Regions from separate parts of the Homo sapiens genome. Here region 2 is linked to region 1. A link is a loop called in an ENCODE intact Hi-C map of the cell type or tissue named here. Cell type or tissue: endothelial cell of umbilical vein. All regions are shown on one strand. Each heading gives the region's core, and the rest is flanking DNA. Links, peaks and the distances in the headings are about the cores only.

The links. A loop is a pair of places that touch in the nucleus more often than their neighbours do. Peaks named below come from ENCODE experiments on the same cell type or tissue, not always from the same donor. Only the 100,000 strongest peaks of a DNase experiment are listed, where the experiment ranks them.
Region 2: it touches region 1 in a loop (8-fold over the local background); 5 of 110 quality-filtered maps call a loop at or near these places.

The regions. Positions count from the first base shown.
Region 1 is chr4:64,999,278-65,015,577 of GRCh38, reverse strand. LINC02232 (long intergenic non-protein coding RNA 2232) reads left to right here and starts at 11,078. Exons shown (of 7, transcript NR_033976.1): 1 at 11,078-11,175. In endothelial cell of umbilical vein, for the core only: a CTCF peak has its summit at 7,602; a DNase peak (open chromatin) is centred at 7,527.
Region 2 is chr4:64,776,235-64,792,534 of GRCh38, reverse strand. The region is part of intron 2 of LOC107986284 (a long non-coding RNA gene); the gene reads right to left. Among named protein-coding and RNA genes, the nearest start is that of LINC02232, 220 kb to the left of the region's middle. In endothelial cell of umbilical vein, for the core only: a CTCF peak has its summit at 10,625 (motif pointing left); DNase peaks (open chromatin) are centred at 8,224 and 10,604; H3K27ac peaks cover 1,525 bases.

The DNA.
Region 1 (16,300 bases), core at 3,111-11,110:
TTAAATGAGTAAGTACGTGTAAAGAGCTGAGCATGATTGCTACATAGTGCTGCAAACCAAAAAGTAAAATTCTAACCACCCCCCCACCAACTGAATGAACTCTTCCTCTTGGCCAAGGGCATTCTAAAGTCAACTTGAAACACTAGTTGGTCATAATGGGAAGTGGGGGTTGGACATGCCTAATTATACCTTCCTCCCTTTGGAAATCAGGCACAACAGACCAGCATTAATATTAAAATGGAGATCTTATGACTGACGGAACGGACTGGTTATGTCTGATAGGAGACATTTACAATCTATTCTCTCTGAGCCTACTACGTGGAAGCTTTATCTTCATAATAACAGCCTTGGTCTCCAAAACCCTTTATCTTAACCCAGATATCACTTTCTTCTATTGATTCTAGGCCTTTAGATAAATTCTTTCTACCAATTACTGATCAAAAAATCTTCAAATCCACCTACGACCTGGAAGGCCCTCCCTCCACTATGAGTTGTCCTGCCTTTCTGGACTGAACCAACGTACATCTTAAAAGTATGGATTGATGTCTTATGTCTCCCTAAAATATAAAACCAAGGTATAGCCCAAACACCTCAGGCACATGCTGTCATGACCCTCCGAGGCTGTGTCACAGCCATGTCCTTAACTTTGGCAAAATAAACTTCTAAATTGATTGATTGTCTCAGACTTTATGGGTTTATAGTGCTCAAAAACTATTATCTATTATGGATATTACCTTTATTAGGGTATCCTGTGGCATATATATTAATATTCAAATGACTGCATGTTAAGATGGCATGGAAAAGAGATAATATACTTGCCTGCAACTGGACTGTTTGCAAATAGTTGTCTTACATTCCTTTTTTAAAGCAATGCCTGGCCCATTCTAGTTGTTCAGTAACAATCTTTTAGATGAATCATTAATTGACAGATGGACTCCTTATCTCAAGGTTTTACATACTATGCATATAATTCAGTAAGGTGGAAGTCATATAATATTTCTAGTTAAAATACCTTTGAGCTTATCTGTTTAGTGCTTATGATATGGGAGTGGGGCAGGGAAGTGCTTGGTAGAGAAGGGTGGGTCCTTGGTAAGGGCTCCACCCCGAGGCCTGTGCCCTGGGATCTAGTTGAGGACAGGCATTTTTGTTTTTGTGCCCAAATGTTGCATTTCCCAAGACTACCCTGGCCTGCCACAACCCTGTGCTGTGACCCTAGCTGGCAGAGACACAAGCGGCTGGATATCACAAGGAACACACTGGCAGAAGAGCATACTGACAGGCACTGGCAGGCACCAGCAGTGTGGCAGGTCATCAACCGGCAGAACAATGTGGAGTTTGGCTGGGGCAGCTGGAGGAAAGCCTGGCCACTGAGTGCCCTGACTCCAGGGGAAAACCACCTTCCCACTCCATCTCCTTTCTGGCTCCCCCATCTGCTGAGAGCTACTTCCACTCAATAAAACCTTGCACTCATTCTCCGAACCCATGTGTTATATAATTCTTATGGTGCACCAAGGCAAGAAACCCTGGGATACAGAAAGCCCTCTGTCCTTGAGTGAGGCAGGCAGTCTAATAGAGCTGACTAACACAAGCTGCCTAGGGACGGCTAAACTGAAAGAACACACTGTAACACATGACACTGGGGCTTCAGCTATAAACATTCACCCCTGGACACTGCTGTGAGGTCAGAGCCCCACAGCCTGCCCATCTGCATGCTCCCCTAGAGGTGTGAGCAGTGGGGCACCAAAGAAGCAAGCCACATCCCCATCGCATGCCCTGCAAGGGTGACAAGGGAAGGTTTCCTGTTTCACTTATAGTAACATCACTTAGTTTTTCTTTGAAATGTTACATTCACCATAAGGTATTTAAAATAATGTACTCAACCTCAAGTTGTTTTTGCTTTCTTTTCTAACATGAAGTTCATGAATCAGTCGTTATAATGTCTCTGTTTAGGCTTGGGAGAAAAATTTTTAAATTCTCTAAATCTAATAAAAGTTTTATGTTCATATACATGTTTTTTTGTGATGACTCTCCATACTTGTCAGATTGTCAGAGATATTATTGATCAAAAATATAATTAAGAAGTAGTGTTGTCCTTGGTTGGGTTGTAATTACCACATTACAAGGAATTGAGATCTCAGGATATTAGACTTGCAAAGAAAAGAAGGAAGGAAGAAAGGAAATGAGAGAGAGAGAGAAAGGAAAAGATAGGAAAAAAATGAAGAAAAAGGGAAGAAAGGAAAGAGAGACCAAAGGGAAGGATTTAGATTTAACACTGTAAAAGAATGAGGAAAATAATTTTCTGAATAATTTACAGTACTTCATTATGAAATCTCTTATTGATCCAACATTTTGTAAGCCTTTTTCTATTCCAAATTTCTTCAGTAAAATGTATGCAAAATTATTTCATTCCAGCAATGTTTCTAATATGCTTTAAGCCTGAAAATGTTGCAACTTACAGTTAATCATTTTTTGATTTATGTATTTAATATAGTTCAGCATGCAATGTTATGATGAGTTAACCTGACCTAATTGACATGAGATATATGAGAAAACTTTCTGTTCTGACTCAAGTGCCAAAGACTAATTTTATGGGGCAGAAAGCATAGTAGGGTTTAAATAATCAGGACTTAGAAATGAAGACATAGAGAAAAACCACATCATTAATATACAAATAATGTGCACATACACAGAGTTCAAATTATACCCCAGTGCAGAGCAGAATCTGAAATAGTCTGCAGCACTTGAAAAATAATGGATTTTCATTTACTAGGATTAGAACCATTATTGTTCAAATACTACTGTAAAGACTCACATGTGATTATAACTTCTCCTTTGATTTGATGAGTCTCCTTTTCCTCCTATGAATTCTTTTTCAAATATTTTACTATTAAAACTGTATTTTGCAAAACTTGGATTTCACACTTCTCACTAGTTGGGGAGTAAAGTAGGCCATAAATCACTGCTATGCAAAACAGTTTTTCTTAATTTAATTTCCTTCTGCTTAGAACCCATTCAGTAATTACATTAGTAGCCTGATGTGCCCTGGAATAAGTATATGACTATAGTGCTTAGCCTAAATTGTTTTGATAACAAATCTGCAGAACTAGGACGCAGTTATATTGGTTTTTTTAGAATACCAGATGCTTGAATCTTGGAATATCAACTACCTCCCAGTCATTTCCTAAGCCATTTGTGCATGATCAAAAGAAATTTATCATCATTTCCTCAGAAAGAGTTGGCTTAAGCTGTGTGGTAGACCTTCTGTGCCTTACTAATTTAGCTCCACGTGTCTCTGAGATATGGATGCTCTCTTCTGGTTACTCCTAGAAATACCCTTCAGAATCTGCAACACAACATTTAGTAGTCAAAGCCCTAGAACAGCATATAGCCATTGAGTTCTATGGCTCTCACTGAAATCACAGAGCTAAAATAAAGTTCTATGACTTTTTAAATAAATGAACTTGAAATAGTTATTGAATAGCATATCTGTTTATGGCTCCATTGGGATTGCCATGAGCTTCATTATATATGGTTTCAACAGATGTGTCTGCATCAAACTATTGAGGTCGCTAATAGTGTTTGAGTTCATATAAAGGAAACTCACTGGATGTGTTTTGAATATATGAATATGTTAATTTTTAACACAGAGAAGGGGGAGAGTTTGGGAAATTAAATTGTATCACTTTTTTTTAGATTCTCTGATAGGGTACCTGTAATAAACCTTATTAGTACCAACTTCAATATTTTCTAATCTGTGACAATTTAATCATATATTAGCCTGTAACATAATTTGTTGAGAAAAATATAGTTTAGAGAAAAGAAACAATTAACTACATGTATTTTCTTAGACAATAATTATTCTATTTAATATACAATATGCCATATCATAGTATTATGTTAGAAAAATAACTTCAGAAGTACACATGTATAATATTGTATGCTTATGTGACCACTGTGGTATTTAAGATATTATATAAAATCTCAACTGGAAGTCATCAGGTGAATAGTTCAGGCTAACTTTCCTTTATCTTTTTATTGATGTAGGTAAATTATTACATTAGTAAAACAAAACAAAGCAAACACTTGTATCTCTTTGGCTTTGAACTTTTCCAGATTACACATTAACAAAGTATATGCTATAGAATCAAGAAACATCACTGTCATTCATACTCATTAAAGAGAATATAAAGAATGGGAAACACGATGTTAAAGGTTTGCACTGAAAGTTAAAAAAAAAAAAAAGCACACTAATTCAGAATTGAGGTCTTCCGAATAATTATAATTGAAATTCATTATGTAGGACATATATCAGGCAGCAATCAACTAGGTTTTCTGACTTAATAAGTTTGTTTAATGAAAATATGGAGAATAAATTGGGGGGAAAAGTTCAAGAATTGTTTTTACCTCATTATAAATGTCCATCAATATGGCTTTAAAATGTTTATCTTTCACACAGGTGACAAAATTAATCTTTCATAGTTTGATGGAATTTTTATCTCATTGCTTTTTCTCAATTGGCAGTAAGCACTGATAATGTAGAATTGAACACTTGTACAATGCTACCCTTTGATGAAAATTTTGTCCTTTTTCTCTGACATTATTTTTTTCTGAACCAGTTTCTCTTGAAAAATCAATAACCATAGCACATTCATTGATTTTTTTCCTTATCAATAGCACCAACTCTCTGATTCAAAATATACAAGTACTCTTTATTGCTCTCCATTATTCAAAATGTTCATTTAATTACATTTGCCATGTTCTTTAATATAGTTTACTTTAAACTAACTTTACATACAATTATCAAAAGTTTAAATGTAAGACACACCATATAGTTACCTTGTACCACAAAATTATCAAGATCTAAATCTTGTTTTTCTTTTCTTTTTAAGTACACTTGCTCATTTAGTTGGTGACACTTCAAGATAATCCTCAAATGTAATCAGGCAGATGCACTGTAATTCTTAAAAATAAGTTAGAACAAAACAATTAATGCAACAAAATAAAAGCAAAAATGAAGAATGATAAACTAAAATGTACCTTAGCCAAAATAGACATCATCCATAATAAAGTTATAATACCCAGATTTCTTTATTAAACTCCCATATTTCCATAATTCTTTTATTTTTACTGGTTCTCAACTTTGAATTCTTTCCGCAGTGCCATTTCTTATGTTCTTCAGTGGATTCTTAATGCATCTTGTTCTGACATACAGATATTGACTTCACTATTCTCAACTCCATGAACACAACCTGACATTTCTCTGCTTCTCTAATGATCATTTCCTTCAGGCTTCTGATTTTTATTTTACAACCCCCACCTTTGAACCTTCTTCTTCCTTTGACTCCTTTTCTGCCTCATTGACTAATTATTATTATTATTATTATTATATTATTTTGAGATGGAATCTTGCTCTGTTGCCCAGGCTGGAGTGCAGTGGCTCAATCTTGGCTCACTGCAACCTCCTCCTCCTGTGTTCAGACGATTTTCCTGCCTCAGCCTCCCAAACAGCTGGGATTACAGGTGCATGCCACCACGACTGGCTAATTTTTGTGTTTTTAGTAGAGACAGGGTTTCACCACGTTGGCCAGGCTGACCAACAAGTGATTCGCCCACCTCGAACTCCCAAAGTGCTGGGATTACAGGCATGAGCCACCGCACCCAGCCTAATTTTTTTCTTTTTCCAATGCTTAGCTGTGATGGTGAGGAATATGAAGTTGGGAGAGTTGGGTGTGGTATTAAAATTTTTATTAAGAAAACAAAAACATTTATTGAATTAAAATTATAGCTCAATTACAGCTCAACATATTTATTTATTTTGTAACATACTTTTCTTTGAGTTGTAATTCTTCGTCCAAATCTGATATTTATAAAGGGCTTAAAACATGATTATCATATATTTTACAATATGTCCTACTTCTTGTGATTTACTTACCTGTATTTTGCCAGATGATCAATAAAATTACTTTTAAAAATATCACTTGCAGATCTTGCAAAACAGTTGTCTAGTCAGAATTTGTCTGGTTGCAAATGGCAGGAACCCAAATAAACTAACTGAAGCAGAAAATGGTGTTTATAGGAAAGATCCTATATGAAATCACAGAATTAACAGAAGATAAGCAGGTATCATCTGCAGGGACTTCAGTGACTGAAACTGCAGATTAAATACCATCAGCATACTGCCCCCCTCGTCAATTTTTCTCTCCTTGGCTAAATCCTTTCCCACTGCAGTTTTCTTTCTTTCTCTCTCCAAGTTCTAATAGATTACATTCTAAGGAAGGATTGTGATTGGCCTGGATTGAGTCATAAGTCTACTCTTAATTGTTCTGCTTAGAGGCATAGGGAAATATGGTTGACCGGGTCTAGGCTACAGGTCCAGCTCCATAAATTATCAAAGCACCGGACTGGAACTCCCTCATAATATGGTTTAAGTGGGGAAGAAAATATTTCTTTAAAAGGATGGAGAAGTATCTGTTACCACAAAAAAAGTGAAATAGTGCTGGGAAGATAGAACCCAATTAAGAAGACCATAATATTTTGAATTTTAAGAAGCCCTTTTTTTAGTAGACCATAAGTGATTACAGTAAAAAAAAACATTTAGAGAAAAAAGAAAGGAAATAATGAAAATGGGTAACAGAATTGTTCTTATTATCTTATGTATTCATTAGGCTGGGGACAGCTCTCTGAAAATAGGAATAAATAGTGGCTCCTCGATAAACACCTTCTTGCCTACAGCATGTGTGACTGCAAACACATTCCCACTTCAACTAATCCAAGACGAGAAGGATGACAAAATAAGGTATCATAGATTCATTGCCAAAATCATGACTTTCTGTATTAAAAACTTCATAGCATGCCTCTTTCTGTATCTCTATTTCTACTTAACGGTGAAACTTTGGAATATCATGAATTCTTGAGCATGACAATAGCTTTGTGAAAGCTTCTACAGAACACAAAGGAGTTGATGAGATACTCTTCGGATACTTTTACAGATTTGTAGATTCTGACGAATTTTACTAAAAAGATTATAGTTCAAAACGGAAGTATACATGGGAAATATGAATTTATATGTGCAATCATACAAGTGATTCTTCCTCTTTATAATTAAAAACGTACATGAAAAGATCCAGAATTATAATTTTAAATTCAGAGCACTACCTTCGTTAGACTCAATATAGATTGTGATGAACCTTCCCTTTCAACGTAATGTGCTTTTGTAAGACAATAAGAAATGATTATATATACATGAGGTTTCCTTCCCTTTTCAGTAAAGATATTTCTCTTCAAAATGTTGACATGATATTCAACAAATCTTGGATAGCTTGTATCATTCAGGCACCTAAAACAAGCTCATTTTGTCTTGTTTGTACAATGTATGAAATCTAAAATTTACTCAGAATTTGTTTAACCTTAAGATATATCACATGGAAAAGAAAAGGTAAAATAATTCCCCAACGTACACGAAAAAAACATATTCTTAAAAAAAGAAAAAAATTGCAGGAGGGGTATTATTTGTAATAATACTACACTGCCACCTTGTGGAGTGACTGACTGAAAACCAGTCAAATAAATGTCACTGCCCGGTTTTCACCCCTAGAGGCTCAAACATGTCTCTTGAGGATTCAGGTAGGGGCTGTTATGTAAGTAATTTATAAATAACCACATAAATGGATACATTTTAGTAGCAGACTACATTGCTCATGAATAAACTTGTTATAAACAAATAGCCAATTATAACTAATTTCTTTATAGATATATTTATTTTTAAAAATGATTACATGGTATGAAGTACATTTTACCTGGAAAACAGAAAATATGGAATTCAAGTCCTGCCTCTGCCATTACTAGCTGTTTATATTAAGGTTTTATAGCCCCAATTTTTATTTTTCAGAGAGAATTATGCTTACATTGTATTTTAAAACATCATTTCTTGTATGTATAATTCTCCATTTGTCATTCTGTGAGACATCCTTTGAAAAAAATTTTTTCACATGCCAACTATTTTCTAGGCAATATACCCGATGCTTGGAAATTGATGAGGAAATAAAAACAAGCATGATATGGTATTATCTGTTTATGATGCTTAGTGAAAAGTCTAGTAAAATGTCAGTCAAATTTAATTACAGTAAAATTTTGATATTTAGTAAAGGCTTAATCCCCCAGTTAATAATAAGAATTATATATTTATTTCAAGGTCTGATTGTACTACTTACAATCATAAACCATGAGACAATTATGTAGAGTATCAGCAGATTATTTTAATTTCTTTTTCAAAAAATAATATATTTCTAAAACAATTGAAGTTATATAAACATTGGAAACAAAATGGGCTCTGTAAAATGTAAATTTTTTGTTTGTTTGTTTGTTTTGTTTTTTTAAGATGGAGTCTTGCTCTGTCACCAGGCTGGAGTGCAGTGGCGCAATCTCAGTTCACTGCAAACTCTGCCTCCTGGGTTTCAGCTATTCTCCTGCCTCAGCCTCCTGAGTAGCTGGGATTACAGGAGACTGCCACCACGCCTGACTAATTTTTGTATTTTTAGTAGAGAAGGGGTTTCACCAAGTTGGCCAAGATTGTCTCAATCTCTTGACCTTGTGATCCACCCACCTCGGCCTCCCAAAGTGCTGGGATTACAGGCGTGAGCCACTGCGCCTGGCTGTAAAATATAAATTTTGACAAGCAAAATTTTACTACAATGTAATTATGCAGCTAGATTTTCCTGGGAAGGGAAAATGTTTCACTAAATTTATATTCTTTCTGCATTCTTAATTATTTCAATATAACTAATATTATATTTACATGGAAATTCATTAGATTATTTCTATTTGTGCTTAGAAGTGAAACATTCAAAATACATTATGATTACATTTTTAGCCCACTTATAATATCAGATTTGGAAGAATTACTAATTTTTTAATTAAATCTTAATAGAGTTACTACCCTAATACTACAATGTCATAGATTAATGATCACGTATTACGTGTGTGTGTGTGTGTGTGTGTGTGTATGATTTGTGTTTCAATATACGTATTTCAAAGTGTCATTCATCCAAATATCTACCTCTTTTGTGCTAGCTACTTAGGGCCATTCACTTTCATTTTTATTTTTCTACTAAATAATTGCAGAATATCATGAGGGTATCTATGTGATGGACCTTCCATATCACCTTTTTCTCATTCGCTGGTTGACATTAATAATTAACATGATTATTTTCCTTGCTAATTATCTCATATTGTTTCACCTTCTCTCTTCCCAAAAGAATATAAGGCAGCTTTAAACAATTGACCAGAAATATATGCAAATTGAAACCCATTGTCGATCTCCAATAATTGTGTTCTATAATGATAGGTTAAGCTATTTAGTCCATATCACTTATAGTAATTCATGGCTAATACGTGTTTAAGGATTATTCTTGTCATACTGTATTATGTATCTAAATGTACTTTTCTACTTCAGAACGTACAGTGAAGTGAAATATAATTGTGCAAAAGAAGCTGTCAAAAATACAAATAAGAGAGAACTATTAAACCAAAAAAACATAGAGACATGATTCCAAATTCTAAGTTTATGAAAAGACTTGGGGGATGATACCTTATTTATCTATCAAGAAACATTTGAAAAATATTTGAATAAAGTATAACAAAAATAAGAATAACCAGTTATTTCTATCATTCATGATATTTCAAATAAATGTTGTTTCACTGTCCCCTTTCTAGAAGCATGGGCCTTAATGATTTGCAGAAGGACAGGTGTCCAGATGGCCTTTGCTGACCCAGTTCTTCTCCTCCTTGGTTACAATTATCAGACATTCCAAGAGGAACATTCTGAGATAAAGAGGAAATATGTGATACAGCCCAGTTTGTGTCCTCATTTCTCCCAGCATATGATGTTCTACAGTGCTTCAGCACAGTGACTCAGCTGGGGACTAGGGTATAAAACCCAGAGCAAAGTGCTTTTGGAGTCCCTCAGCAGCAGAGTTACATGGAGCACATGGTGATGAGACTCCATCTGCCCTGGGCAGTTGTACTGAACCTTGGAGAACTAACTCACTGTAGACCCAAGGCTTCTGTGTATACCTGCTGCCTATGTATGACTTCGCCTGACTTATGAGAGTGTTCTTTCTGACCATACCATACCTAAGAACCTTTGCTATGTTCCTTTTGGTAATGTATTTATTTGCTTACCGCCTCCTTCACAAAAAAAGTTTCTAGGCATCAACTATATGCCACACAGGTTTCAGGTACTAGCTGTTTAACGGTGAGCAAGATGACAATAGCCCCTGCTTTTATGGAGATTACGGTCAGTCAGGAAGCAAATAAACTAAAATGCATAAATGCTGTGACAGGATAGATAATACAGGTGAATACAATAGGACATATCTTAACCTAGAAGGGCAAATAAGGCATCCTGAAAGAAGTAGCCATTAAGTTATGCCAGAAAGATACCTGAGAATTATCTAGACTAAAAATAGAAATGGGAAATATTTCAAGAAGAGGTATTAGCATATAAGTCTTGGAGGCCAAGAAGAATTAGTTGGATTCAAGAAATTAAAAGGTAAGTGAGTATTGCTGGAGATTAAAGTGGAGGGGTGAAGTGACAAGAGGTGAATGTGGATACATGGGCAGGAGATAGTGAAGAAGGGTCCTGAAAATATAATGAAAAGTTTGAACATTATACCAAACACAACTTGAAAGCCCTGACGTGATTCACTTTTCATGTTAGAGGAGCCACTCACCATCATTGTTGTAGACTATATTGGATAGTTGAAAACCGGAGGGAGGCAAAACAAGCAGATGATGGGAAAAGGTCGAAGCAAGAGGCGATAGTGACCTAAACTCAAATGATCGTGGTGGAGATAGAGAAAAGACGGGGGTTCCCTGTGTGGACAGGTCATGGTGCAATTATCAGAGTCAGAGATTGCTGTGAGAGGAGGAAGTTTGTGGAGTTAGATGGGCATAGAGTAGAACATGAGCTAGTTCAGTTTTGGATGTGTTGAGATTTTGATAGGGCCAACCAACAAATATATTAGGCTGGAAGTTTGAAAAACAAAATGTATCTGTACTTTCTCTTTCTCTCTACAGAGAAATCATGGGAAAAACTGCCCATTTCTGTTTTGTCCACTTTGCTTTGGGAAGTGAGAGCTATAGTCATTATCACCACATCCCCTGGCATCCAATTCCGTAAGTACTGTGAATTCCACTGGCTCTTAATTCTTGAAACTTTTGGTGAACTACAGATTTTCTGGTCTGTGACCAAGGCTGTATACCAGAGAGGAAAGTCTGGGAAGAGAGAATGTAATCATTGATGAAGAAGTTTTTAGTTAATATACAAAATATACTTTTAATCTTCAGACAAAATTGGCATTTTTAAAATCACTGTAGAGATTTATTGATCCATAGAAGTTTTGCTACCATTAATATTTATAACTCGGAATGACAATGTCAAAGTCAATAGATACAGTCAACCACATCCAATAGCAATAACATTAGCTCGACGAAGTTTAATATAAAATCTTAAACAATTTTTAAATTGATTTAGTCTGAAAGTAAAAGATTTTATTTTTGAAGAGTGTCGTAAATGCAAGTTGTAGTATTTCTGGAAGTATAAGGCAAATGGTTTTTTCAAAGAAAAACATTTTTTTTTTCCGGAGGCATGTTTGAGTGATAGAAATTGAGAAAATGAACAGTATTAAAGTGTCATAATTTCTTGATTTTTTTCATGCATTTTAATTAGTGACTATTGCAGATATGTACTTCAGCATCTGTTTAATAAGTATATTACTTTAAACAATGAGTGTTGTGGAGAAAGTATACCACTTTCTCATTCCAGCTATCACCTCAATATTTGCTTAACACTTCACTGTGAAAGTTAGAAATAATGGAATAAAAGAAAAGCATGTTTATTAAGTTACATCTGAGGCCAGCTTTCTGAATTGTATTCTTTTAGATTTTTACTGGGTTTTATAATTTTTTTCCTCAATTTTTCTTAAAGAAATAAATCTTTAAGAGACAGCTGGAGGGAGCTACCTGGATCTTTCTCAATAATATTTCACATCATTTTACACCAGGGAAATCATTATCTGAATTTTTTTGTTTCTTAAACACGTTTTTATACTTTTATTACAAATATATAAATACATAAATTATATTGTTTTCATTTTCATTTTAAATATTTATAGTTATTTATATTGCATATATGCAGCTTTAAATTCATATTCTTGTTTGAGATTATGGATTATGTTTATTTATTTATTTATTTGGAGATGGAGTTTTGCTCTTGTCCCAGGCTAGAGTACGACGTTGCTATCTCAGCTCACTGCAACCTCCGCCTCCTGGGTTCAAGTAATTCTCCTGCCTCAGCCTCCCGAGTAGCTGGGAATACAGGTGCCCGCCACCACATCTGGCTAATTTTTGTATTTTCAGTTGGCCAGTCTGGTCTCGAACTCCTGACCTCAGGTCATCCTCCTGCCTCTGCCTCCCAAAGTGCTCGGATTACAGGTGTGAGCCACCGTGCCAGGCCGGTTTCATTTAACATTTATTTACATTAGCATGTGTAACTCTGGTTCACTTTGAAAGCTTGCAAAATTTCATTGTATGATTATACTGCGGGTTAACCACTCTACTTTTGGTTGACATGTGGGAGGTTTTCTTACATAGCTATGATAAGAACTGTTGCATTGAATGGTCATTTACATGCCTCATTTTCACATATAGGTGAGATTCCTGGAGTTTTATACCTACGAATGAAATTGCTAAAGTGCTAAAAATATGCGTATTAAACTTTATCGTATATTGACAAGGTTGTGGAAAATTAATGAATTTTGGGGATACCTGCAAACCATAGCAACATGTTTTTCTATGGCTGTTCTTATAGCTCACTTACTAATGCATATTACTAATATAGTTTAAATCTTTATTTAAATTGTGCTACATTTCAAACCTAAAGAGAACTACAGAAAATTATAAAAGACTACTTAACCTTTATTTAAATTAATATACATCAAAATATAATTAGAAATAAAAAATTAATCATAAGAAAAGTTATTTTCATATTTTCTTCCTGTCACGTTTATGGAAATAAAAAGTTATTCATAAAGTTGGAACATTGTTATGTTTTTCCTTAATTCAGTTTCACTCTCTTCACTAAGGTAACAATTATTTTTCTGAATTTTGTGCTTATCTATTTTTTCACTCAGCATTATACTTCTGAGATGGATCTGTGTTGATAAATTTAAACCCAGTTTATTTATTTTAATTGTCAAATATTATTCCCCTGTGTTAAAATGTTAGCATTTTCTTATCCCTTTCTTTACTTCTGGACAGTATAAAGCCTCTGAGCCTTCTTAGGGTGCAAAGCCTTGGCTAGGTCCACAGTCATCCTGGAATCACAATGGATTTGGCAGGGCTCTCTTTTTTCTTTCCCTGGCCACAGCAAGCTGTTGAACTCTGCTAATTGCTATTGTTTTCAACAAGGTCCTGGGAAATAAATTGTTTTGTAGACTGATCCAATGAAACTTGAGCTCCTTTGAGAGAATAGTTTCCCAGGTCAGTATTCGAGATTTGTTCTGGTCCCCAAAAATGGCCTCGCAACTTTCTTTTTCACCAGTTATCTCCGGCAAACTAGTTGGCCTGTAGTTTAGATTATGTCTTCAAGGAACTACCATTCTCTTCCCAAGAGCCTTTCACTGCAAGCTCCAGTGATTTCGAGAATGCCCTTAGTCTTGAACTTCTCCAAATTCAGTTGCAAATGATGTTTCCTAAGAAGGGAGAAATTTGCAGCTCTCTGTTTTGTGGCCTGCTTTTGTCCAGCACAAAATCTTTAAGCCATGGCTTTGCGCTGGGGGCAAGGGCCATGGTGAGCTTCTCTTGAATGACATTCTTCGTTTAATAGCTGAGTACGTGGTAGAAGGGGCCACAGCTCCAAGTCTTCTTGGCTTGGCTTTTCTAGTATAAAACCTCCACCCCAAAAACTCGTGCAAAGAGGATTGGGGGACCCAGTATTTTTAACATCAACATATCCCAAGCAAAGCCTCCATCCTGTGAGTGGAGTCTGCATTGCAAATGGGAAACCCTATCTCTTAATTGGTCTGCTTAGAACTTGGTTTCGCAACAGGTAAATGACAGACTCACTTTTACTGGTAAAATTTATTAGATATTTATTGAATATTATTAATTTTATTTTATTAATATTTATTAAAGATTTCTTCATTTGTTGTATGCCTTTAAGACCATTGTGAAACATTTAAATGTCGGGGTCTCTCTGTGTGTGTATTTAAAAATAAGTATGATTCATTTTATTGGGAAGTAGGTCTGCAGAGCTCCTCTTGGTATCATGTCAGAATTGGAACTGCTGCCCCAATCTCTTTGGTGGTATCCCGCAAGTTTCATACATAGTGTTTTAATTGTAGCTATGAACTAGATTGTGTCCCTCCAAATTTTTTTGAAGCCCTTAACCTTCACTGTGATGGTCTTTGGAGACAGGCTGTACAAGGAGGTAATTAAGGTCAAATGAAACCGTAAAGAAGGGACCCAAATCTGAAACGGATGGTGCCTTTGGAAAAAAAGAAAGAGACACCAAAGCTGTCTCTCTCTACTATGTCAGGACACAATAAGAAGGCAGCTATCTGCAATCTAGAGAGAGAGTACATTCACCAGGAATTTAATCAGCCACCACCTTCATCTTGGACTTCCCAGTATCCAGGACTGTGAGAAAGTAAACTTTGTTGTTAAAGCCACTCAGTCTGTGGTATGTTGTGGCAACCTGAGCAGACAGTTATTATTTAATTAAATAAGTGTGTATTTTATAATTGCTGGATTATTTATTTCTTGTTCTGTAAATTGTTTGTAAGCCTATGTTTTGTTTTATCATATGATTTAATGGGAATTAGATATATTGAGTTATTTGCTACCCTCCATCCTACCATGGTGTCATAATTGGTTTATGCACAACCTCTCCCTTACTTTTGGGACCATTTATATTATTTTAATTTGCTGTTACATTCCAGAAGCAAATGTATATTTCATTCTTATCATAAATATCCTGTTCAATAGATTTGATAAGTGTATTTTATTATGAACTTATCTTTATAAAATATATACTGTGGCATTTTGAATGCGTGAGTGGTATAGGTTTGTTAATTGTATCATGCTATAAATTTCATTTGAGTTCATGACTTTTTCACTTAAAAGTATATTTTAGTATCTACCTATGTAGTTCTATGTACACTAGTCTTTCTTTTTCTAAGTTCGTATGCTGTAGTGGGCATCTACCAAATATTATTTAGGTATTCTCCTAGTGATTAACTTCTAATTCCTTTCCAACTCCTCTTATTAAAAACATCATCACAATTCATACCATGCAAGTTTGGACCCTAATCTGTGTGTGGCCCATAATTGAGGCTTTGATTTTGTAAAAATCACTTTTCACTGGAAGTCCTAATCGCACTGAAAACTGCCCAATAATGCATGCTGATGGGAAGAAGTGTTGTGTTTGATGCTGAGTTAGGGGAACACTACATTGCTTGCTTGGTTGCTTGGTTGTTTATTGTTGGTGGTGGTGCTTTTTTTTTTTTTTTTTGGTTTGGATGATTTTCTTTTCTTATTTTTCTTTTTCTTATTTTTTTCCTTTAACTTTTATTTTAAGTTACTGGGTACATGTGCAGGATGTGCAGGTTTGTTACATAGGTAAACGTGCACCACGGTGGTTTCCTGCACAGATCAACCCATCATCCAGGTATTAAGCCCAGCATCCATTAGCTCTTCTTCCTGATGCTCTCCTTCCCCACAACCCCCATTTTTAACCAGGCCCCAGTGTGTGTTGTACCCTGCCATGTGTCCATGTGAACCTCGTATGTATTTAATAATAAGTTTCTTATCTTACAATGAGTATTAGAAATCTAGACTCCCTGATCTCAGAGCCTGTCTTGACATAATTTACTTAGAAGTTCACTTTCATCTTAAAATTATGGCTTTCTTTGTTCTCTTATTTTGGTATATGAGGCTATCCCTTTCTTTTGAGTTAGACTTTTTATTTAATTGCTCTAATTTATCAAACTTTTTTGTTTTAATGTATAAGAGCACTGCATGCATCACCTTAGTTTGTCATGTTGCTAAAAGTTCTCCAAGCATTGCTTTTCAGAATCTAATGCATTTACATTGTTGGCAGTTGAGAATTTTGACTAATGAGAACATATGGTGCTGTCAGTACAACAATAGCATAATATTTAGAATAAAATCAATTATCTATCAAAATTAATCATCTATCATTTCAAGCTGAATATGCACTACACGGCATAGAATACAATGT
Region 2 (16,300 bases), core at 5,084-13,083, 230 kb after region 1:
GCCAAACTTTTTTATTATTTATCTCTGAATTATTGTAAAAGTATAATAAAATTTCTAAAATATTCTTCTCATTTGCAATTTTGTAAGACTTGTGTTGATACTTTTTAACTACATAGACATTTGCCTTTAACTAAGTAATTCATATAATTAATAAATAATTATCCCTGGAAAGTCTTGAGAAAACTTTTTTTTTAATTTACTTAGCAGTAAGCAGAAACAGAAGTTACAAGACTTGAAAGCCTCTTTCAAATTAGGAGACTTTTAGTATTATGAAGAAGACCCTAGTTGAGTTGAAATATATAAAATAATTAGATGATAGATTATTGTGTGATATGTAGCATATAAGTCAGAAAAAGTTTCAACTATTAGCGTTGCTATAACCAAACTCCATTTTTTTTCTTACTTTCATTAAGAAGACTTCTTGGTACTTATATCTATAAAAAAAAGCAGGAAATGATTGGAAACTGAAAAGTGTTTCCTATTGATAATAAATAACTCTCACTCACTGGTCTTTGAAAAAAATCTCTCATTAAATGATGCATTATAAAATATAATATTTTTCAAAATATGTAATATATTTATGTTGTTTTGAGGATTCGGGTACAAATAATAATCGTAATAACTTTTATTCCAGAAAACCAAAAATAAAAATGTAAATATATATTTTTATATACAACATTTTTACTGCTTATAAGTATTAGAACTAGAACTAGAAAAAATCATATCAAACATTAAATAAATTTATTTAAGATAATTTTTTTGGAGGACAAAGAAAAAACATTACTTCAAGGAGAACAACAAGCAACATAAATGTAGTTGAGAGCCCTTCATTTGCACAGGTTTTTTTCCAAGGAAGACCTGAGAGAGGCCCTAAAAATGTGTTTATGAGGCCATATGTTCTTTTCATATTTTCAAAAATAAGTTACTTCAACTACAATTGGTTAAGACCTTTGTCTCATTCCAATTCTACTTACCCTCATTCACAAATCTGTATGTGGTTTTAAAGTTTCTTGGGAATTTTGTGACTCAAAGGGGAAACTGAGTTGGTGATATATTTAGTTTGGGTTTAGGGAGATAAATTCATACAAATCAAATCCACTTGGTGAATTTGACTATTGTTCATCATCCCAGTGTAAAAATCATTTTCATGTATATTCTCATCGCTCACAGTGACCACTCACCCATTATCATTACAAGGCCAGAGGTTGTATTGTGATATGAGCATGTCCAATGGCATCTAGAACTTGGAGTATCTGGGTACCATAGAAGAAGTAGAGTTTGAGAGGTGTGGAGCCAGAAGTTGTTCTGAGGAAAATTTTTCCAGTCAATAGATGTGTACAGTTTTTAGTGGATTCTTATTGAAGCGCCCATTTTAAACAGAAATTTTCGGCCTCAGGAATATACTTGAAAATGCAGTTTTGACAATTGGAAGTACAACAAGTAACTTAAGGTTGTTTTTTTTCCATGGGAATTACATAAAATATAAATTTTAGAATTATTGGGTATGTAAACAAAACCTGTGCAACAATAAAAATTAACAAGTACGTATCTTTGTAAAGTCAAGTACATTATATATTCCAACTAAAAAAAAACGAAAATAAATTTCAACATGTTAAAAGAAGACTAATTTCCTTCTTCTCTCTGTAGATTTTACAAAATCATTGTCACATGAAGTTAGGATCAAAAAGAATGCTGCCAACAACACTGGTATTTAAAAAAAGTATTACAGATGAGTGCCAGGCAGTAAATTAATAACAATGTGTTATTTTTCTGGATATTTACTTTACTTGTCAGCTTTTACATTTGCAATTTATTTTCTATTTAAATATTCTCTCATACTTGATTTTTTATTTATAGTTGTGCATTATAAATTTTCTTTTTCTAATAGAAAGTTTACAAAAAGGTTCACAAAATTGAATAAACTCTGTGTGCTACAAAATAGGATCCTTTTCTGTTTGCAATGATTTAAACTTAAATATATATGTACACACACTCATATATATAACTAAAACTGCAAGGAGGTATTTGAGAAAATTATTTTTAAGGTTATAGAAGTAATTTTACTTTACTTTAAGGCTATTGGTACCAGACATAAACGTATATGCAATTGAGTAGTCACTTCCCAATGCTTCCCTAGTATTCCCAGCACACATGCCTACTGTTTCATATTAATATGGCCCAGGTAGTGGAAAGATGCACCAGGCTGGAAAAACCACAACCTTACATAACCTGCCAGACAAGTCATTAGTTTGGGCAGGAGCAGCATCAGCTCACAATGGTCTACATATTACTGTCCCATCTATATGAAAAGTAACTATATCTCAGTTACATAGCTACTCTACTTCATCTATAGCATTGCACATATACCACGGCTGAAATTCACAACAATATGAAATTGAATATTGACTATTGACTATTTTAGACTGATTTTTCATTATTATTACTTTAAAGATAATTAATATCATCCATGTCCCTTTTACTCTGTGACAGTCTAATTAAACTTTGTAATGTGGTAAACTACTGACACAATCATATTTTACTCAGATATTGCTTTGAAAGAACATTTATACTAATTAAAGTACATCATCAGTTAAGAAAATTCAGATGAATATGGAAATTATGTGGTTTTTAGAAATCAGTAAAATTGCAGTACTTATATTAAGATGAAGCAGATACTTGAAATTGAGATGAAATTATTTCATCTTAAACTGTAAGTAAAATATGACATATAGTAGAATGGATATTTTTAAAAGAAGGAAAGCTGGGAGGTTCAAAAGTGAATCATAGTAGTCAGGAATCATATAATACTTAATGGTGTGAAAATGGGAAAATGAAAGTCACACATCCTGGGGAACATAAAGCCATACAATGTTAAAATGTCCTATCTGAACCAATAAATGGCTTCTCTCTAGCATCACTACATGCTCCTCTCATTTGAGGCTAATTCAAAAAATCTTTACTTGAGAGCATTAGGCCTTTGGTCTCCTTTGTAAATCTTTATTCTCTCTTTCTTTTCATGACCTAGTTTGGCCTTCAGAGACTTATTGTTTTACATACAGAATTTAAATTTTGGATTGCTCATTTTCATATTTTTTAAATGGACGTATATTGCTCATGTTTTTTTCAAAGCTCTGGTAGAATGAGGCCTGTAGTGTCTGAAATGTCTTTAAAACAAATAACTGAATACACAGATAAGAAAACAAAAAAATCAAACGAAGAAGAAATATGTTCTAACAACTCTTACAGTTTTAAAATAGAGACTTTTTAATCTGACTAATAAACGACTGTAGAACTGCTGATGTCTTTATTAGCAGACACAACAAAATCATTTCCAAATGATCTCTGACCATGATAACAATGAAAGTTCTGCTGCAATGAATATTAATAGCATTTACTCTGAGCTCTGAGCATTAATACATCAGGAAAAAATATTCTCCTTATTAACACTTTTGGTACTATTTTTGATAAATACCAGAAAGAAGATTTCAGTGACAATCTCACCCAGCCCTCAGGAGTTGACAGGATGACCTAAAAGATGCTATGAAACCTTTATACCTATGATTGATTGATTAATTTTCTTTATGTGAGTGTTACTATTATCCTATTTTCCCCTTTTGAGAAATAACAGAGTATGTTAGAAGGAAAAACAAGCAATGCAACATCAAACTTACATTTTTTGGTATTTATTATGACTAAGAATCTACAGTGATCTGAATCCCCCACCAATACTCCAACACATAAAGAGATCTGATCATAGGATTTTGCATATCAAACACACATGTATATATGAATGTATAAATCAGATATGATTCAACTGAATCATTGTAGTGTTCATGTTGGCATAGGATTGCCTAAGGTAGTAGCTAATCAGAAAAGAAAAATAGAATAGTTACAGAAAATTGCATAGAATTTTGTCAAAATCTTGTTATATTTGGGTCAACAGAGTTAAAAATAGGCTTCTGAGTTTTAAAAAGGGCAGTGTTTTTAAAAAGTTGTTTTTTGACACATAAGCTTTGTACAGTATTTGAGGCTCAGGCTCAAATACATAGAGAAGACAGCTTGGCTGGCCATACTAATGAAATTAGCCGTCATGATACACAAATTTACTCTTTGCCCTGTACACCTGCTGTTCTGGCAGGTTCCATCAATAACACCCAACTAGAATTGCTAAGTAAAGAATATGTAAACGGAATTAGTAGAATAGGCAATTGTGAAGCAGAAAAGGTATCCAAAGATATTTAGTTACCCTGTGCTATATTTTGAATATATTCTATATTTTATGTTAAATTATATATCAAATATTCAGATAATAAAGTTATAGTATAAAAGTTATGGATATTGTGCCATAACCAGATTTGTCTAAGCATGCTGCCATTAGTATTTTAACCCCAAGTTGACCTAGTTACTTGCAGAAATATACTGCATTTCTTCAAGGGCATCTATTTCTAAGTAACTTGAAGTACAAACTTATACCAGCCATTTTAATCCATTGCTACTATATATATTTATTTGCATTCTTTAATTATTGATAACAGAATAAATCATAATTTCCAAAGAATTAATATCATAGTTGTGTTTTTTCCACTTATAGAATAACATTTTATCTACAAAAGTTTTACTATTACTAGAGAATATTTGGTTTTGGTAGTAACTCCATCATTCTGGGGTCTTCCACCATCAGTTTCTATATCTGTTTACCTCCACTTACTTTTATTTTTCATTAAAAGTAACAAATAGGCCAGGCATGGTAGCTCACGCCTGTAATCCCAGCACTTTGGGAGGCTGAGGCGGGCAGATCACGAGGTCAGGAGATTGAGACCATCCTGGCTAACACGGTGAAACCCCATCTCTACCAGAAATACAAAACATTAGCTGGGAGTGGTGGCAAGCGCCTGTAGTCCCAGCTACTCGGGAGGCTGAGGCAGGAGAATCGCTTGAACCCGGGGGGGCGGAGGTTGCAGTGAGCCAGGATTGTGCCACTGCACTCCAGCCTAGGTGACAGAGCAAGACTCCGTCTCAAAAAAAAAAAAAAAAAAAAAAAGTGACGAATATAACACCAAGTTGCAAAAACAACACAAGAAGTCATTAGGTTTTCTTTAACAGAAAAATAATCCCTAGTTTATTTAATTTTGTATATTCTAATATAATAAACAAATTTTTTCTAATATATAAGATACTACAAAATAAATACTACATGAGAGTTTAAAATATTTTTGTTAGTGAATATTTCTTTATACAAATAAGATTAAGCCTAAAATGATTGTTTTCTCGATTTACTTCTAGATACTGGGCTATGTTGATTGATAGGCAGTGAAATTATGTATCCTATTGTTTGTCAATGCAAGATTTGACATATTTTCTTGATGAAATATATTTTGGGTAATTTTTCTGCATAATTTTAAAGAAAAGGACTATAAAATAACAGCAATAAGACTATAATTGTGATTTTGAACAAATTTTTTTTACTCCTCTTTGTTGTGACATTAAATAGCATATTTAAGCATTTGTACGTTTAATTTCCTTGTTTGTACAATATGAATAAACGTGTAATGTGTCAGAATACGTAGTATATCAAAGCCAATTATATATATTGTACACAAACATATTAATATATACATACAGCAAATAAAACAATTATTTATATATATTAGTAAACTCATACACCGACAGACATGCACACCCACACATGCACACACACACGTGCACACTTATACAACAGACCCATACCACCTACTGCTTATATCCTACTGTATATGATTCTTTAAAAATTCCGTCCATATATTATGTTTAGGGATATTAAAAACAATAGATCTTGTTTAAAATTCCCAGAAATATACCCATATTTTTCATAGTGTGATCCATGGGGATGGTCTGCTGAAAATCCTGAGCCTGTATTCCAACTGCCTGGGGAGATGCTAAAGGATTATGTTTTGATCTTAGTGTTTGACCTACATGATTGACTCTTTCACTTCATGAACTTTCCTAAGGCAAAAGTAATAGCCTCAACCACCTGCTGTTTAAATTAGAGTACATTAAAAGGACACACGTTAAAATTTAAAATATGATTCTCAAGACCCCTTAACATGGGCTGAGGTCCCAGCTGTGAGAGCAGTGGATACCGTCAGGGCCTTCCTGAGCAAACTCCTTCCTGTCACTGCTGCACACTCCTATTACCTAATGCATTCATGGGAAGGAAATCAGAAGACCTTGCTCTTCCGGGAGGCCACCTATCCTAATGTCCTAATGTCTCTTTCTTTGCAACCCTTTTATGTAATCATTCATTTATGAAAACAAAATGTGCTCACTGGAGGCCTACTGTGTTCTTGGCAACATCTGAAGGCATCAGGAATTGAAAAAAAAATGTGGTTGCTTTTATGGATTATATTGTATCATAAGAGAGAACATCCGATATGACAGGAAGATGAGTAAAACAATTGGAATTTTTGATAAATTCTACGACAGAATCCAATTAAAGTATGAGACAAAATTATAGGGATGAGAGACACTGGAACAGATGTGGAACGGAGTAAACCAGGTATTTTGGATCCTTTCCTTGTTTCCGCAGGAATAAAAGCCTCCAACTCTAAGAGGGTTACTCAGTCATTCATTGGCCAATCTAACCACTGTCATATAGTGTAGGTGGACAGTGTGGCATCTCCTCAGCTATTGACTGGACCTTAGGGAAGGTCCGGGACAGTTTTCACCTGCAGCCTCTGAAATGGATGAGCTCAGTTGCCATGGGAGTCAATAGAGAATTGATTGCTAAAGAACACAAGGGTTAAGTAGTGCTACACAATGTGGGTGGCATATTAGAATCACCTGAGGAGATTTTAAAATCCCAGGACTCAGGAAAAAATGGTTCAAAATTCTCTAATTACTCAGGTATAAGGTAGGTTGAATGTCAAGCCTTTATACTATCAAGTGACAAACCTAAACATATGTTTGTGTGTGTTTGTTTATATATATGTGTATGTTTAGTGACAGCATATAATTTACTCAATATGTTTTGAATAGTCAGACAAAAATTCTTTGGAAAACTGACCTGTTTCAAGAGGTAGAGGTAATTGCTGATTGGTGAATATAAAGAAGACTTATTGTTACCAAACTTTTGGGAAAAAATAATCTTTGAAGAAGCATTGAAAATGCTTTAACTTCTTACTGTGTTCAGAATTGAAAACAATATTTTCCAAATCTATTCTATCTATAATACATTTGGTTTTCATTAAAAGTATGAAAATATGTTTAAGAGAATATGAATGTATTTATCCCATTTTCCTAAAATGTAAACATCTTTTTTTTTTTCAAATGTGCAAGTGAAATGCAAGCTGTCATTGAGAGGAACATCCTTCTGAGGCACTAGCTAAAATGAAGAGCTCTGAATTTACTGATGTTCGTTCTCATTTTCTCTGACACATGTGTATTTTTTTATTACATTAAATCTTATTAATGGCTTTATATTTTTGTTATGATTACTCTTTATTGCTTTTTGAAGAAGATAATATCAAATGGACTTAGAAAATGTCAGATTTTTGCTATTATATCCAGAGTGTCCTTTAAAGTTTGTTACTAAAAGATTTTTGATAAAGATATATTGTCTAAGTCAGAGAATTTTAATGTGCTGATTTGAAATATGATTTTATGCATCTATGAGAATTGAGCCAAAGGACTATAGGCATTCTGAATACCAATACAATGTATTGTGTATCTTTTGTTTTTTTTCCCACAGTTTCAGTTTATTTTCACAATGCTGTAAGTCCTTGTTTTCATTCAATATTGCATTATAGGTGACTGCTAGTAGCTATCAGAACATCTCTTTCTGAATATTCATGAAACATTTTTTATTTTCCCTGGCAAGAGAAAAAAAGAGAAATATGCTATTGAAAAAGAGGCCTTGTTGAAATAGGTTAGGTGATTTAACAACAATTTTCACAGACAAAGAATTTGCTATTCGCTTCAGTAACAAGAGAAAAATGTCACTGAAGACTTCTAGACCAAGAAATATGGTATAGAAAAGATAAAAGTAAATCAGGGAGGCTTTGTTTTTCCTTAATTTCTGAGAAGGAACTTAGAATACTTGAAAAACGATTTTAAATACTTGATCTTTGAATAACACATACTTGGGTTGAAATTCATGCCTTGGCACTAATGAGGTATGTGAACTCTGACAAATTATTCAATTTCTCTAAGTCCTTGTTTCCTCATTTGAACAATGGAAATAATGACATCAGCCTTTCAGGCTTGTTTTGAGGCTCTGAGTGAGCATCTGGCATATAGTTAGGATTAAGTAAATATTAGTTCCCTGCCTGCATGCTTTATTTAGTCCTTTGCCTGTTGGTAAGAAAAATAGCTGAAAGTGATTGCAATAGTACCACCACCTAACAATGCTATTGTCAGTGAGGCAGAGGCATCTAAATCCCTGGTCATTTGCATCAATTTCTTGTTCTATGAATCCATAAAGTGTTGTAGAATTGCTTTAGCCACCTGCCTGATATGCTACATCCCTATATTCCTTCTGTTAACTTTATTTTCTCTGCCTCTTTAGCCTTAAGCAATAAGAGGAATGGGGAGAAGCTAAATTTTTATCTTGTAAAGAATGGTTCATTCTATCCACTTTTACACTCAGATTCACCACACAGGGAGTGAGGGATTGGAATTCTGTTCAGTTTTGTGTTTGGGAAAATTTAAAGGACAGAAATGATCTAATGAATGAAGCAAAGTCATATACTAAAATGATAGCAAACCAATCTTCTGCATAAGGTAGTTAACATTTTGAAAACAATTTATTTGGCAGCACTACGGCATATAATCATAAACCAAGTCAAACAAGATGAACATATGCACATTGTTGAGCTGAGTGGTGGAATGGTTCTTCCAGCAGCAACACACCTGTGTAACAACATAATTGCCAGATAAATAGCTGTTTTATAGCTAATTAGAATTGAGTTTGAGATACTGTTTTGAAGCTCCAGTCAAGGACCACAGCTATTTGCACATCCTTGACTGAAGAATCATGTTCCTTAGAGTGGGAAAGGTCATTGTTGAATTGTCTTTTGTTGTCATCACACCTGCTGATAAAAAGAACACTCATGGAAATGGTTGCCTTGACCCTCAGCAAATAGGGTTGTTCAATATCACTACCAGATAGCCCCCCATGGGCAGTTTCTTACTCAACTTTTCACAAAAAGAAATTCATTATTTAGTGTGCTAACTGTAGACTTTGAGCAAGGACTGGCATAATAGATTATAACATAAATTTACTCTTACTAAATACAATCCATGGGATAGTTTCTGAGCTACGAAGAAAGCAGTTATGAAACACTTATTTTACCTTTGATCTAAAGTCCTGATTCATATGTACTTTCACGGTTTGAACGAGAAATTTAAGGAGCAGTGAAAAAATAAGACAAGCAAAGGGGCTTTAAAGCACTACTGGTTTGAAATCAGTTGGCATTTAAATCTACTCCGCAAAGAAACAGTACCTTGATCAAAGCAATGCTAGCTCAGAGATGAATCAGATGCAGCATGAATTAACTCTTGTTCTTTACGGTTTTCTTCATAAAGAGGATATACCAATGTTAGGGGAAAGAATGGCGGGAAAGTCAAAGAAACATCTCCGAGTATACCTCCTCAAACTCTTTGTTTTACATTTCAAACAACTGAGAGAGTAACTGAGAATATATTGGTTTCTGTCAATTATACTGCTTGGTTAATTAGTAACAAACTTGGGATGAGAATTCTTGTCTCCTCTTTTATACTGCAAAAGATCTTTCACACACTGCACTGCTAAACTTTTAAAGACAACAAAAGAATAAACATTTTTGGCCGGGCGTGGTGGCTCACGCCTGTAATCCCAGCACTTTGGGAGGCCAAGGAGGGTGGATCACCTGTGGTCAGGAGTTTGAGACCAGCCTGGCCAACATGGCAAAACCCTGTCTCTACTAAAAAAATACAAAAATTAGCCAGGTGTGGTGGCGTGAGCCTGTAGTCCCAGCTACTTGGGAGGCTGAGGCTGGAGAATCGCTTGAACTCAGGAGGTAGAGGTTGCAGTGAGAAGAGATCGCGTCACTGCATTCCAGCCTGGCTAACAGGGTGAGACTCTGTCTCAGAAAAAAAAAAACCATTTTTTCTTAGTACATACCTTGTTAAATATTTTTAGCCAAGCACTTGAACAGAATGAAAGGCAAAACCTTTCACAGTCAGTAAAAAAATAAGAGAAAATTTGGAGGATTATTCTAAAGAGAGGCTATTCTGTTACTCAAAATTAAAGAATCTACGTATGGTTCAAGAGCATCCTGTTTTTCTTCACACATTCCACAGATACACTATTCTTTGAAAACTGGTTACACCTAAAAAATATTACTTATCCAGACAAAATCATAACTACTCAAACAGCATGTTTTGCTTACTAATATATCATGGTTCATCTCCACTTATTTTTTATGTTAGTCCATCTTAAAACAGTTTTAAATACTTGTGGCTATAAAAATTATAGGTCATAAATTCTGCCTTCAATGGACGGCCTCTAAAATTTGAATTTTAATAATGTAATGCTGACATAAGGGAAACAAAAACATATTACTGCTTTCATTGTGGGAAGACTACCCTCTTGTGGCTTTAATTGGTACTTCCACTGTCTACTTTTTTCAGGTCTGGATTCCTACAATGAGACTTGGAATAGTCTTCAGAGCTAAAAATTACCTTAACGACAGCCTTAGAAATGATCTACTAATATAGCTTTATTTTCCATATATTAAACTTGATTCCTGAGTGTTGAGTAACATTGGCTTACAACTCCATTGAGATTTTGCAGCCTTAAAAAAGAGAACACTACTTAATCATTTAATATTTGGAGTTGTACATCATCTTCACTAACCTATTATAGCATTCATTAACTCTTAGATTTTAAAGCCATAAACTTATTGAGCATGCAACTTTACAACTTATGTCCACATTAGCCTCCTTATAGCTGCAAAAATATCAATATTAGCAATTAATAATTTCAGCTGTTATAAACTGTTCAAAAGTTCACCAATTAAATTACAGATTTTATGTGAGCTGAAAATATAACATAAAATTATCTATTTTTCTGTTCAAAGCCAATGATACTTTAGAATACTTGGTGAATAACAGTTTCTTATTACTAAATGAAGAAATAATAACTAAGTCAGAATAAGTCAGGGAGTTCCTCAATATAAATTTAAACTATGTTACAAATTAAAAATTTGAGGCCTCTAGAACACCTAGTTTGGACCAATTATTACACTGGTAAAGAAAATGCTATGTTCTTGCAGTCTATTCAGTACTGAGAATAGGGCTGGTCTATTTGTGCCCCATCTTCTGTTTGTGCCGGTGGCTATGGCTTCATGTGGTCACTCCTGCTTCCCTTGTGGCTACAATCTATGTGCGTTTACATTGATAAGAAAAAAAAATCAGAAGTAGTGAAGGTAGGATAAAAGGTACATATGGACTACCTTTAAGTGCCAAAGGATGCTCAAACTTTTATTTTTGTTCTCAGAACTATTCATACATCCCCACGGGAGGAGTATACTTACTCAATCCTAGACATTGGGTTTCACAACATGAGTGACTTTGGATAACAGGACGTCTTCAGACACAGCAGGGATTAAATTTGCAACGTGCTTGTGAATGTTTGTTTACTCATTTGCTTTTCTGTCGAGGTCATCATAAAAACATGCTTAGCCTCACCTGCTGGTCCCAGGAAGAGGAGGGACAGGTGGAGCAGAGCCTACCTCTGAACCAAATCCAGCCTAGATCCATTGACCCAGAATTCACAGAATTCTGAGCTAAATAAATGCTTAGTATTTTATCCTGATGAGACGTTCTTGTGTGTGTGTGTTTTGGTTCTGTTTTGTTGTTTAACTGCATAAGTTGGTCATTTTTGATAGTGACAATTTTCCTTTTCCGCGTGGTAAACATCTGATTCACAGTCATAGAGAGGTAGTGTTTACATACCAGTTCAATCAATTCCCTTCTTCAAAATCTTCATGAGGCTCACTATTTTGCTTTCTGAGATCAAATAAATGTCACTTTCACAGAGTGCTCCTTCTGACTACTTGTCTAGAATATCTTTCACCAAATAAATACTTATATAATCCATTTGTTTATTGCCTTCCCAACAAGTAATATTTTTAATTGTCTTATTAATTGGCCCAATCAGATATAAATTATGTGAGGGTAAGAATCTCATCTTTTTGATTCCTGCTACATCTCCAGTCTCCACTTCCTAGAATTCTCTCATTAAATATTTTTGAATGAACAAATGAATGATTCATTCAGTCTATTAATAGATCAATCAGTTCCATCACCTGATTTGGATAACTCCTACTTCAAACATCACCTTTTAAAAAAATAAGTCCTCATTAGTTTTAATTAACACTATAACTGTTCTTTAAATTCACCTGTGTGTCAACTGTCAATGATTCCCTAGTTAACTAATAACAAATTATTCTCATTTGACTTGCAGCTCCATGCTCTAAATCAGGCAGTTTTATTCATATACTTTATGTGAGTTGAAAATATAACACAAAATCATCTATTTTTCTGAACATATATATATACATCTATATATACACATTCAATTTTTTTCAACTATTTCCATCACAATTATGTTCCTTCTCCATCTAATTATATTAAATGTATAAGGTAGGAATTCTCCTTAACCTTTACATCAAGCTTATATTTTTAAAATCAGAAACCTAAAATTATTTCATCATGATGTTCTGATATTCCTTACATGGGTTATTATGAGTCAGTCTTCACAACAAGGTGTGGATGACTTGAAGATAGAAAAAGTTCAATTGCCAATATTTTGTATTTATTTACTTAACAGTGAATATTTATTATAGTAATGGATGTAACTATACATAAGACTCAGATCACATCCTCAAGACCTTGCAGCTTTGCATAGGAGATAAGTACTGATTATTCTGAAGTAAAAAATTTGGAGGGGAGTTAAGGTAGGTATTATGAAGAACATTACATAAGGGCAATAATTATGATTCAAACTTCTCTGGAGGTTTTCCTGATTCCATTGTTTAAAGGAAACTGTATTGCTGGAAGACTACATTAGCATTAGTTTTAGTAGTACTCTGGACAACAAATGAACACAGTAACTAAGCAGAAGGAAACTGTTACACAATCATTGGTTTGTAGACCAGAATTTAAATGAATGTCATTGTACCTGAGGGTGATAAAAAATTGTAATTTAGAGTTTTCTGTTGCTATAATTATTATCACCAAAGCAATTGTTTTAAGTAGTATTTCCAGATAAATACAATAGCTAACCCTTATTTGTAATGATAATAGAAAAGAAAAAGAGCATATGCTTTGAAAATATGTGTTCTCTACACCCTTTCCCCTGTATCTCTCAATATATTACATGTGAAGAAACAAGAAGAAGGTGACCATCTACAAGCCAAGGAGAGAGGCCCTTAGAAAAAGCCAACCTGCTAATACCTTGATCTCGGGTTTCTAGCCTCCAGAACTGTGAGGAAATTAATTTGTTATGGTAGCCTTAGCAAAATAACATAATATTTAATAACTATGTTTCCAAAGTCATATTTTCAAACAAAGAACCAAAGTTAAACATTAGAGAACAGCTTTTCAGAACATATAATCCACTAGTATTCATTATGAATCTCTAAAAGATCAAGTACTATCTTTTTAATTTCTAAAATTTATTTAGCCATGCTACATTTTTTTTTTGTAATGAAACACTGGTTCACCTCTCATGTGACAGAATGAACCTCTGAAAGTAATTAGGTAACTGTTTCTTCATAATTTTGTCTTGAATGTTGCCATTCCCATAAGTTTCCAAATATAATTTATGTTTTATAGACAACCAAATTCACATCCCTGGGGTCTCTGTCTTGAACTCAAGAATTGGATATATTAATTCTTTAGTACTGCTTTCTACATATTGCTACTTGGATATGCTGCAGAAAAGTGTAATCTAAATTGAACTAATATTTTATTTTTTCCTGACATCTAACTCAAGCATTCTTAAGTCTATGGAGAGTTAGTCGAACTGTGAAGTTATTGGCACAGTCCTCCAGATGGCCAAGTAAGTTCATGTCTGACTCTAACTTCAAGAAGTTGAGTCCCAACTATAAAGTTAGAGGGAAGGGTCCACATAAGATTACCCTATATTATGATACCAACTGTAAGTTCAAGAGTTTCCCCAAATCATTCTCAGGTTCAATAATTTTCATTACAAAGACTAATGAATTCTTCCAAAATTCATTAGTTCTGAAAGATAGGACTCACTAAAACCTATTAGACTAATGGCTACACTTATTACAGGAAAAGGATACATTAAAACTCAGTCAAGAGGCCGGGGGTAGTGGCTCACGCCTATAGTCCTAGCACTTTGGGAGGCCGAAGCAGGTGGATCACAAGGTTAGGAGTTCGAGACCAGCCTGGCCAACATGGTGAAACCCCGTCTCTACTAAAAATACAAAAATTAGCCAGGCATGGTGGTGCAAGCCTGTAATCCAAGCTACTCAGGAGGCTGAAGCAGGAGAATTGCTTGAACCCAGGAGGTGGAGGTTGCAGTGAGCCGAGGTCATGCCATTGCACTCCAGCATGGGAGACAGAGCAAGACTCCGTCTTGAGGAAAAAAAAAAATCTCTGTCTCTCGGGGAAAAAAAAATCAGTCAAGGGAAGGAACACAAAGGGTGCAGTCTGGAAGGGTTCCCAAAGCAAAGCTTCCATCATTCTGAAGATGTATTATCCTCCAGCCATTGATCTGAAATGATATGCATAAGACCTTACAAACCTGTGCAGCTCACCTGAGCTTTGGTGTCTCAAGTTTCATTAAGAGTTTATTATCTATCTATGATCAATTGATTTATTGTGTATGTACTTGAACTCAATATTCAAAAACTCCTGTACAGAGATTGGACTGATATGATGTGGCTCCAGGAAACCCTGAGTCACCTGGTTAGCATCCACTACCTCCTGTGGTCCAAGGGGCCCACCATGAATAACAAAAACACTCTCTCAGTTGGAAAATTCATGAGTTCTGAGGTTACCTTCCAAGACCGTGAATAATGGCATTATACCTCTTTTGGCAATTACGCATTCCTGACTACACAATGCCCCATTTGCTGATATGGTGTTCACCTTGGCCGTCTGTTTAACTCATTAACCCACAGAAATGCCAAGAGGCTTGCTCAAATTGAGATGTTTGCAACTGTCTTTATTTTACCTGTAAAATCTTAGTATTGCTAGTTAGCATAAGCTTTAATCCTGTCATGTTTAAAGATTTCCCAGACCCCTGACACATTACTTCAGTTTTTTGTTGTCAACACATAACTTTAATCAAATTTTATAACCTTCCTAAGGCTCTTGTTTTCTCACCTGTTAAATGGAGATAACTACCTTTGGCGGGGGATAAAAGCTTTATCAAAAGTTTTCAAACTTTGCTCCATTTCCTCTTTTTTAATAGATTCAGTGAAAAAATAACAAAAAGAAATGCTGTAAAATTTTGCCAACTCAGCTTTCCTCCTACAAGTTATGGTACCATCTCAAATACCCTTTTTGACCTTTCTGGGAGAGAAGAGAAAAAGGGACTGTGTTTGTCAGCTCAGGCTGCCATAACAAAATGCTGCAGACTTGAGTGTCTTAAACTACAGAAATTTATTTTCTCATGATTTCGGAAGCTGGACATTCATTATCAAGATGCTGGTTAATTCATTTCTGGCAAGGGTTCTTTTCTTGGCTTGTGGACATACACCTCCTTGTTATGGTTTTGCGTGGACTTTCCTCAGTGTGTGCACAGGGAGAGAGAAAGGAAGCTCTGTGGTGTCTTTTCTCATAGAGACACTAATTCTATCAGATCAGGGGTCCTCCCTTAAGGCCTCATTTAACTTTAATTGCTTCTGTAGAGTTCTCATCTCCAAATACAGCTACACTGGGTGCTAGGGCTTTGACATGTGAATTTGAGGAGGCACATTTTTCCATAACGGGGGTCATGACATAGCAATATGTTCAGTAAAGATTCATCATATTACGGTCTACTGGCTGCAGAATTACAGAGTCAGTGATCTTCTAACTGACACCTCATGGGCAGAAGAGAAAAACAGTAAGGTTAAGGAAGAAATGCAACGAAGAGGATCTCTACTGCCTTTGCAAATATCTCGGCCTCCCATGCCCCTCATTTTCCCTTTTACTCAATGATGAAAGCCCAATACTGTTTATACTGAGCCATCTGCTGATTCACATTGATCCACAGCAGCTCAACGGTACTGGAGAAAAATTACAGAGCCATGCCTGCTAA